3 separate regions of the Homo sapiens genome follow, and regions 1 and 2 are each linked to region 3. A link is a loop called in an ENCODE intact Hi-C map of the cell type or tissue named here. Cell type or tissue: heart right ventricle. All regions are shown on one strand.

Region 1 (2,500 bases), 120 kb before region 3:
ACCCCCATAGGGCCCCCAGACACCACACACATGCGCGTGCGCACACACACAAACACACACACACTGGACAGTAGATGGGCCGACACACACTTGGCCCGAGTTCCTCCATTTCCCTGGCCTGCCCCCCACCCCCAACCTGTCCCACCCCCGTGCCCCCTCCTTACCCCGCAGGACGGGCCTACAGGGGGGTCTCCCCTCACCCCTGCACCCCCAGCTGGGGGAGCTGGCTCTGCCCCGACCTCCTTCACCAGGGGTTGGGGCCCCTTCCCCTGGAGCCCGTGGGTGCACCTGTTACTGTTGGGCTTTCCACTGAGATCTACTGGATAAAGAATAAAGTTCTATTTATTCTACACATGCCTCCAGCCTTGCTGCCTCCACCCCCTCCTCTTGGCGTCTGGTCTGGGGGCTTGGGATGGGTTTCGTCATGTGCTCTGGGCCTGTGATGGCCAGGAATGAGCACTGGGGCCAAGGGGCTGGCCAGGGCACCCTTCCAAGCTGCCTTCTGAGGCTTACCTTGTGCTGGGGTCTTTGGAGATGCTGAGAAGGAGAAAGTCCTGCCCCTTGGGAAGCCCTCAGTCTGGGGATCCACACTGCCCATGTCAAGGAGCCCCAGTCTGGGAGTGGGAGAGAAGAGGAGGAAAGCTGCCCCCACCTTCAGGGAACCCCCAGTCTGAGGGAGGAAGCCGGAGCCACCCCTAGACATTTCTGGTCCTTGGGAAGCCTTCACCATCACGGCAGGAATGACAGATGGCACAGGAGCTGGGGTCAGGGACTCATAGAAACCTAACAAGAGGCCTGGCGCAGTGGCTCATGCCTGTAATTCCAGCACTTTGGGAGGCTGAGGTGGGCGGATCACTTGAGGTCAGGAGTTCAAAACCAGCCTGGCCAACATGGTGAAACCCCGTCTCTACTAAAAATACAAAAAAGTTAGCTGGGCGTGGTGGCGGGCGCCTGTAATCCCAGCTATTAGGGAGGCTGAGGCAAGAGAATTGCTTGAACCTGGGAGCTGGAGCTTGCAGTGAGCCGAGATCGTGCCATTGCACTCCAGCCTGGGCGACAGAGCAGGACTCCGTCTCAAATAAGAAAGAAAGAAAGAAAAAGAAAGAAGGAAGGAAGGAAAGAAAGGAGAAAGGAAAGGGAAAGGACGAAAGAGAAAGAAAGGGAAGGAAAGAAAGGACAGAAAGGAAAGAAAGAAAGAAAGAAAAGAAAAAAGAAAGAAGAAAGAAAGGAAAGAAAGAAAGAAAAAGAAGAAAGAAACTTAACAAGAACACAGGATTGGGATGGAAGCTGTGGGGGCCTAGCCGGGAGGGAGTAAGGCAAAGGGTTCCTTCTGCTAGAGGCTGCCTGCCATTTCTACATTAACCACCAGGTGGCGGCAGCGCCTTGCTTGACTCACCGGCCGCCCTAGGCTGGAGGCAACCGCGGGGACCGAGGCGCTTTTCCTCCAGTAAATATTTTCTAACATCTTTACGAGTCTGAAATGAAATCTAACATACTGTACCTGTACACGTGATTTCACAGATCAATATGTTGTCACAACCGTATTATAAAGGATAAATTGAGGGGCAGTGCTATGTGTTTCAATAGATTAATGCTTGCCCCTCTTTTGAATGAATACATTTGGATTTAAAAGAAGGTTGGAAGCCATTCTGTACAAGAAGCCCAGGAACATTAAAGAGCATGGGTGGATGTTGGAATAAAAATCGGCATGTTTGATCTATAATAAAACAATGCAAAAAAAGCCCAAACAAAACCCTTAATGGTTTTTTCTTTATCTTTTCTTTTCTTTTATTTTTTGAGACAGAGTCTTGCTGTGTCACCCAGGCTGGAGGGCAGTGGCGCAATCTCGGCTCACTGCAAGCTCCGCCTCCCGGGTTCACGCCATTGCCATTCTCCTGCCTCAGCCTCCCCAGCAGCTGGGACTACTGGCACACGTCGCCACACCCGGCTAATTTTTGTATTTTTAGTAGAGACGGGGTTTCACTGTGTTGGCCAGGATGGTCTCGATCTCCTGACCTCATGATCCGCCCGCCTCGGCCTCCCAAAGTGCTGGGATTACAGGCGTGAGCCACCGTGCCTGGCCTCAAAACCCTTAATGTTTTACATGTAAAACAGGGTTTGGGCCCAGGGTTTTCACTTATGCCAATGTCCAGTTGGACATTCTAAAGTTGTGCCTGAGGCTGGGCGCAGTGGCGCAAGCCTGTAATCTCAGAACTTTGGGAGGCAGAGGCTGACGGATCACTTGAGTCCAGGAGTTCAAGACCAGCCTGGGCAACATGGTGAAACCCTGCCTCTACAAAAAAAAATACAAAAATTAGCCTAGCCTTGTAGTGTGCATCTGTGGTGTCAGCTACTTGGGGGGGGGGCTCAGGTGGGAGAGTTGCTGGATCCCTGGAGGTTGAGGCTGCAGTGAGCCGTGATAACACCACTGCACTCTAGTCTGGGCAACAGATGGAGACCCTGTCTCAAAGAATAAAAATAAAAACAAAAAAGTTGTGCC
Region 2 (2,500 bases), 77 kb before region 3:
TTTTTGAGACGGAGTCTTGCTGTGTTGCCTAGGCTGGAGTGCAGTGGTGTGATCTCGGTTCACTGCAACCTCTGCCTCTCGGTTCAAGCAATTCTCCTGCCTCAGCCTCCTGAGTAACTGGTATGCACCATCATGCCTGGCTAATTTTTGTGTTTTTAGTAGAAATGGGGTTTTACCATGTTGGCCAGGCTGGTCTTGAACCCCTGACCTCAAGTGATCCACCCAACTCAGCCTTCCAAAATGCTGGGATTACCAGCGTGAGCCACTGCACCTGGCCAATAATCTGTTCTTTTATACGCTATTTGGAATTTATCCTTATGCCTCTTATTTTCTTTTTATTGCCAATTGTGAACTATCTTGACAAAGGTATACTGCTGGAATATATTATTTCATTAATAAAAATTCTAACATGGGCATTATAAACTACATACCTCCAATTCTTCAATAAATGTAGCCAAGTCTTCTTTCCACAAATCTGATGGACTCTTTCTTTTTAATGTGTCCAGCTCTTGTTCCTTCATAAGATAATTACAAAATTGAGTTAATATATGTATACAAGCAGCATTTTCATGCAACACACAATTTTACTTTTACCATTAGAATAGAACAAAACTAAGCAGCATGTACCATCCTACTATCAACTCACTTTTTCATTTCTTAGCCTGCAGAGTTCATCTTTCTTTTCCTTGGTTAAATACCAAAGGGGCATATCAAGAAGATAGTTGAAGGTTGGTCCAGAATCTGTTACGGAGTCACTCTTTTCAGTTTCCTTTTCGTTGTCACTCTCTTCATTTTCTTCTTCATCTGGAACCTAAAGGATTAATTAAAATCTAGCTTTATTAGAAAATGTGAAACATAAACATTGTACAATACATAGTCTTTAACAATATAGAAAAGTGCCACCCAAGATTACCTTTTGCTGGGCTTCTTTCCAGGCCTTCACAGGATCCGAATCATATCCCCTCTGAATCAGAACTTTAATTAATTCTTTCTTAGGCTTATTTTCTATTTTTAAAAAAGTAAACAGAGATAATGATTTTGAGTAATATTTTAGGAAGGGGATAAGGTTTTACACAAGTCAAAAGTTTAAAACTGGAAATTAAACTGTCTTCGTGCTTGCATAAATTTGTATATCCCGGTATACAGGCAAGTCTCCCTAAACCATTGACAAATGTAAATTACCACAAGGGGGCAGTCAAATCATATATGATCAAATCATTTTTTTTTGGAGACAGGGTCTCTCTCACTCTTGTGTCCAGGCTGGAGTGCAGTGGCACTACCTAGGCTCACTGCAGCCTTGACCTCCCCAGCTCAAGTGCTGAGATTACAGGCATGCGCCACCACACCCAGAGAGTAGAAGCCATTCGTAATCTTCCTGCCTTTTTTTTTTTTTACCATCAGATTTATTATCTCTTCTCTGTCTCTTTTATTTTCTGTTCCTGTAGACATGATTAGTGTATCTATTCTCTTGGTCAATCAGTTTATGCAAGGTCTTCTAGCTCTCTATTCTCCTCATGTCTAATTGTCAACTAAATCTTGATTTCTCAAGATGCTCAGTCAAGGAAACATCATCTCTTTCAAACTATAAATACCTAATCAGATATTTTAAAGAAATGCGTGTATAAGTGACCAGGTGAATTAAATGGATTTTGCCTCTTTCTCCACCATTACTCTCACCAAAAATGTTTAAAGAAAGTTTGGCGTAACTAGAGTTTTAGTAAGCAGTTATTATTCCCAAAACATACCAATGATTATTTTGCCATCTATTTTCTCTAAGATAAAGCGAGCCTGATTATTCAGTTTAGCAGATTCAGCACCAAGCATTCCTAGGAGCCATTCTTTTCTTAATCCATAATATTTAAGTCTGAGTTCAAAAAAGTCTCTTAGAATATCCAACACCGTGTCATATTTCTTTAAACAGCCTACGTGGTCAAAAAGCACCTGAAAAAGGAAAACAAGATTAGAGCCAAGAATAGACAAATTGGCTAAACTTTATAAAGGTAGACTAAGATATACTTTTAAAATTGATATTAATCTTTAATATAAATTGAAACGTGTACATCTCACAAAACAAATACATACCATAGAGTTGCATGTGAGACTAGTTTGGAGTTTGAAGACTTTGTGTAGTCCAACTCTCTCTGCCTCTGCCAGTTTTTCTTCAGTCATCTTCACAACAAATTTCACAGTGGTATCTGTATGGTATTCCCTATAGTCTGTTATGAGAGGAGGTGTCTTCTCGGTGCCATTCAACATGGGTTCTAGAACTTGTTCTTTGTATGTCTAAAGAAAGAAATAATCCTGAAGTTTCTAAAATATAGGCTTCTGAATAGTCAACAGCAATAGTACAAAAGGTATTTCTTTTGATCACAAACCTAAAAAAGAAATCCATAATTATTTACCTGGGTCCATGTTCTGACGGGAAGCTCTGAGATTTCAATGGTTGTAGAATTAAGAATAGCTACTTCACCACTAATCACATATTGATTTGGAGCCAGTT
Region 3 (2,500 bases):
AGACAGGGTCTCCCTATGTTGCCCAGGCTGGTCTCGAACTCCTAGGTTCAATCCATCCTCCCGCTTTGGCCTCCCAAAGTGCTGGGATTACAGGTGCGAGCCACCACACCCGACCACAGTCCAGCTCTTCAGGGCGGAGCTGGCAGCTCTGGGGCCATCTGGGTTCGGGGACTCTTCCGGACTCCTCTTGAGGGGTTCATGTTTTGCCCGCCTCTCCTTGTCTCTCAGTGGGGGCTGAGTGAGACCTTGGAATCCGTCAGGGGCACCGTACACACTCACTTTGGGCCCCGGGAAATCACAATCCTTTTGTTTCCCTGGCAGAGTGGCAGGAAAGGGGCGATGAAGAAAGAAGAACAAGCGTGTTGGGCATGTGGGGGACACAGAGTGGTTTAAGCAATGGTTTACGAAGTGGAAGCCTGCTGAGCCTGTAGCGCCGTGGCCAGGGGTGCGGGAGGGAGTGTGGCACACCTGGTCTCCCCTAAGACACAGCCACGCCCTCCCAAGTCAGTCCCCCTTCTCTCTTCAGGTCTCCATTTCCAAGGGCACAGCCCTGACTGCCTCAGAACTTACTGTTTTGCAAAGACAAACATTTTATTTTTCATGATAGGAGCTGTAGCAGAGTATATGGGGGCCTCTGCCAGCCCCCAGGCTGGGACTGGGGCCTGTGACCTTGAGAACCTCATCTCACATTCTGCAGACTTTGGCGGCGGGGCAGTGCTCGACCACTGGCTGGGTGGGCTGGTCTCAGCCTCTCCTGCAGGCCCAGGGCTGAAATCATAACCGTCAGGCCCAGCCTTGGCCAAAGATAATGCAACTTTGGCAGGGCTGGCTGCTGGGAGGGGGCAGGCACTTGCTCCTCGTAGAGCAAGAGTGGGTTTCTTCCCTGACCCTCCCTTCCACCCCGGTAGGGTGGTTTCCTTAGGAACTCAGGCCTGCGGGAGAAATGGTTCCAGCTTCTGGAGGCTGGGTGGGGGTGGGGTGGGGGTGGGTGTGGGATAGAGCCCAGCTCCTCCAAGCCTCTTAGGGAAGCGGCCTCTTTGCATTCTTGACTCTCTGCTTCCCCCGTGTGGCTGTGAGGCTGGTTGAAGCCACATAGCAGTAGAGGGGCGTGTGTGTGTGTGTGTGTGTGTGTGTGTGTGTGTGTGTGTGTGTGTGTGTGTGTGTGTGTTGGAGCGTGGGTTGGGGGAGGGCTCAGCAAGACAGGAGCTGAGGCAGAATCACAGAGAGATGGCCCTTATCTCTGCCCCCGCCGCCTAATATGCAACATTAGGGCAGCTACGATACCAGCTTTGGAATACTCGCCTATCAAGGAATGGAAAGAAGCTGGGCTGGGTGGCTTGCGCCTGTAATCCCAGCACTTTGGGAGGCCGAAGCAGGTGGATTACCTGCGGTCAGGAGTTCAAGACCAGCCTGGCCAACATGGTGAAACCCTGTCTCTACTAAAAATACAAAATTAGCTGGGTGAGTTGCACATGCCTGTAATCCCAGCTACTTGGGAGCCTGAGGCAGGATAATTGCTTGAACCTGGGAGGTGGAGGTTGCAGTGAGCCTAGATCACACCACTGCAGTTCAGCCTGGGTGACAGTGAGACTCTGTCTCAAAAAAAAATAAAAATAAAAACCAAGTGGAAAGAAAAGATGGGGTGATACTCATCTGCAAGGGGGTGCAGGACAGCTGGGTCTCCTCTGACCATGGGGACAAGTTCCCCCTGCTGAGCTGCCCTAAATACCACACCCAGCTTGGCCTGCAGCATCCTGGCTGGGTGGACCCAAAAAGCCACCCAGAAAGTGGGAAAAGGAACAGAGGAACAGATATGGAAGGAAATAGAGTCTATCCATTCCTGTTTTGTAGTCAGTTCTTGACCATCACCAGCTGCAAGCCAGGAGCCCCGTGGGTCACCGCCAGGCACCTGCTGTCTGCCACGAAACAGGGGCTGCAGGTCTCTTGCTCAGACTGTTGTGTGGGCAGGGCCCAGGTCGATGGGGTCAGAGGGTCCTTGGAGGTTATTTTCATGCAGGGGTCTTCAGAGGTGTGCATGCTTCAGAATCATGGAGGAGCATGTTCAAATGCCCACCAGCATCTAAGAACAGCTGATCTTGTCTATTGGTCTTCTTCTATGATTGAGGAAACTGAGGCCCGGGGGGTCTGGATGATGGTGACTGCTGAAGGCCATAGCAGGTTCAAGGGTGTCAACTTGATGCCAATCCCCCTAGTCCCATAGATTGGTCTGTCAATATGGCCACAAGCCACACCCATTCAGGGGGTGGAGGGGGGCTCCTTAGCGAGCCCCTGGAGGTGTTGGTTAGGTGCACAGGCAGTCTCTCCCCTACATCCTTTCTGCGTCCTGCAGCAGAGCAGTCACCAGGCCGATGACCTGCGAGGCTGGCTGGACCATGTCATACTCCGCAAAGAGGTGGCATACGTTCTCCTGAGGCTCTGTCTGGCTCTTGGCCACAAACCCAAAGATCCTGGTGGGGGAGGGCAGTCTGAGTGAGGGGTG

Evidence for each region. Hi-C counts contacts between places; a loop is a spot of excess contacts. Peaks named below come from ENCODE experiments on the same cell type or tissue, not always from the same donor. Only the 100,000 strongest peaks of a DNase experiment are listed, where the experiment ranks them.
Region 1: a loop joins it to region 3, with 3 times the contacts of the local background. A loop is called at or near these places in 13 of 110 quality-filtered maps.
Region 2: it touches region 3 in a loop (4-fold over the local background); 23 of 110 quality-filtered maps call a loop at or near these places.

Annotation. Positions count from the first base shown.
Region 1 is chr17:40,357,294-40,359,793 of GRCh38, forward strand. RARA (retinoic acid receptor alpha) reads left to right here. Exons shown (of 9, transcript NM_000964.4): 9 at 1-350. Among named protein-coding and RNA genes, the nearest start is that of GJD3-AS1, 4.3 kb to the right of the region's middle. In heart right ventricle, CTCF peaks have their summits at 1,362 (motif pointing right) and 1,568; a DNase peak (open chromatin) is centred at 1,368; H3K27ac peaks cover 1,141 bases.
Region 2 is chr17:40,398,127-40,400,626 of GRCh38, forward strand. TOP2A (DNA topoisomerase II alpha) reads right to left here. Exons shown (of 35, transcript NM_001067.4): 22 at 2,403-2,500; 23 at 2,083-2,283; 24 at 1,746-1,941; 25 at 914-1,005; 26 at 647-811; 27 at 432-515. Among named protein-coding and RNA genes, the nearest start is that of TOP2A, 19 kb to the right of the region's middle. In heart right ventricle, CTCF peaks have their summits at 1,156 (motif pointing right) and 1,362; no DNase peak of the experiment used is centred here.
Region 3 is chr17:40,475,262-40,477,761 of GRCh38, forward strand. TNS4 (tensin 4) reads right to left here. Exons shown (of 13, transcript NM_032865.6): 13 at 573-2,468. The coding sequence ends at 2,327. Among named protein-coding and RNA genes, the nearest start is that of TNS4, 25 kb to the right of the region's middle. In heart right ventricle, a CTCF peak has its summit at 1,025 (motif pointing left); a DNase peak (open chromatin) is centred at 1,060; H3K27ac peaks cover 529 bases.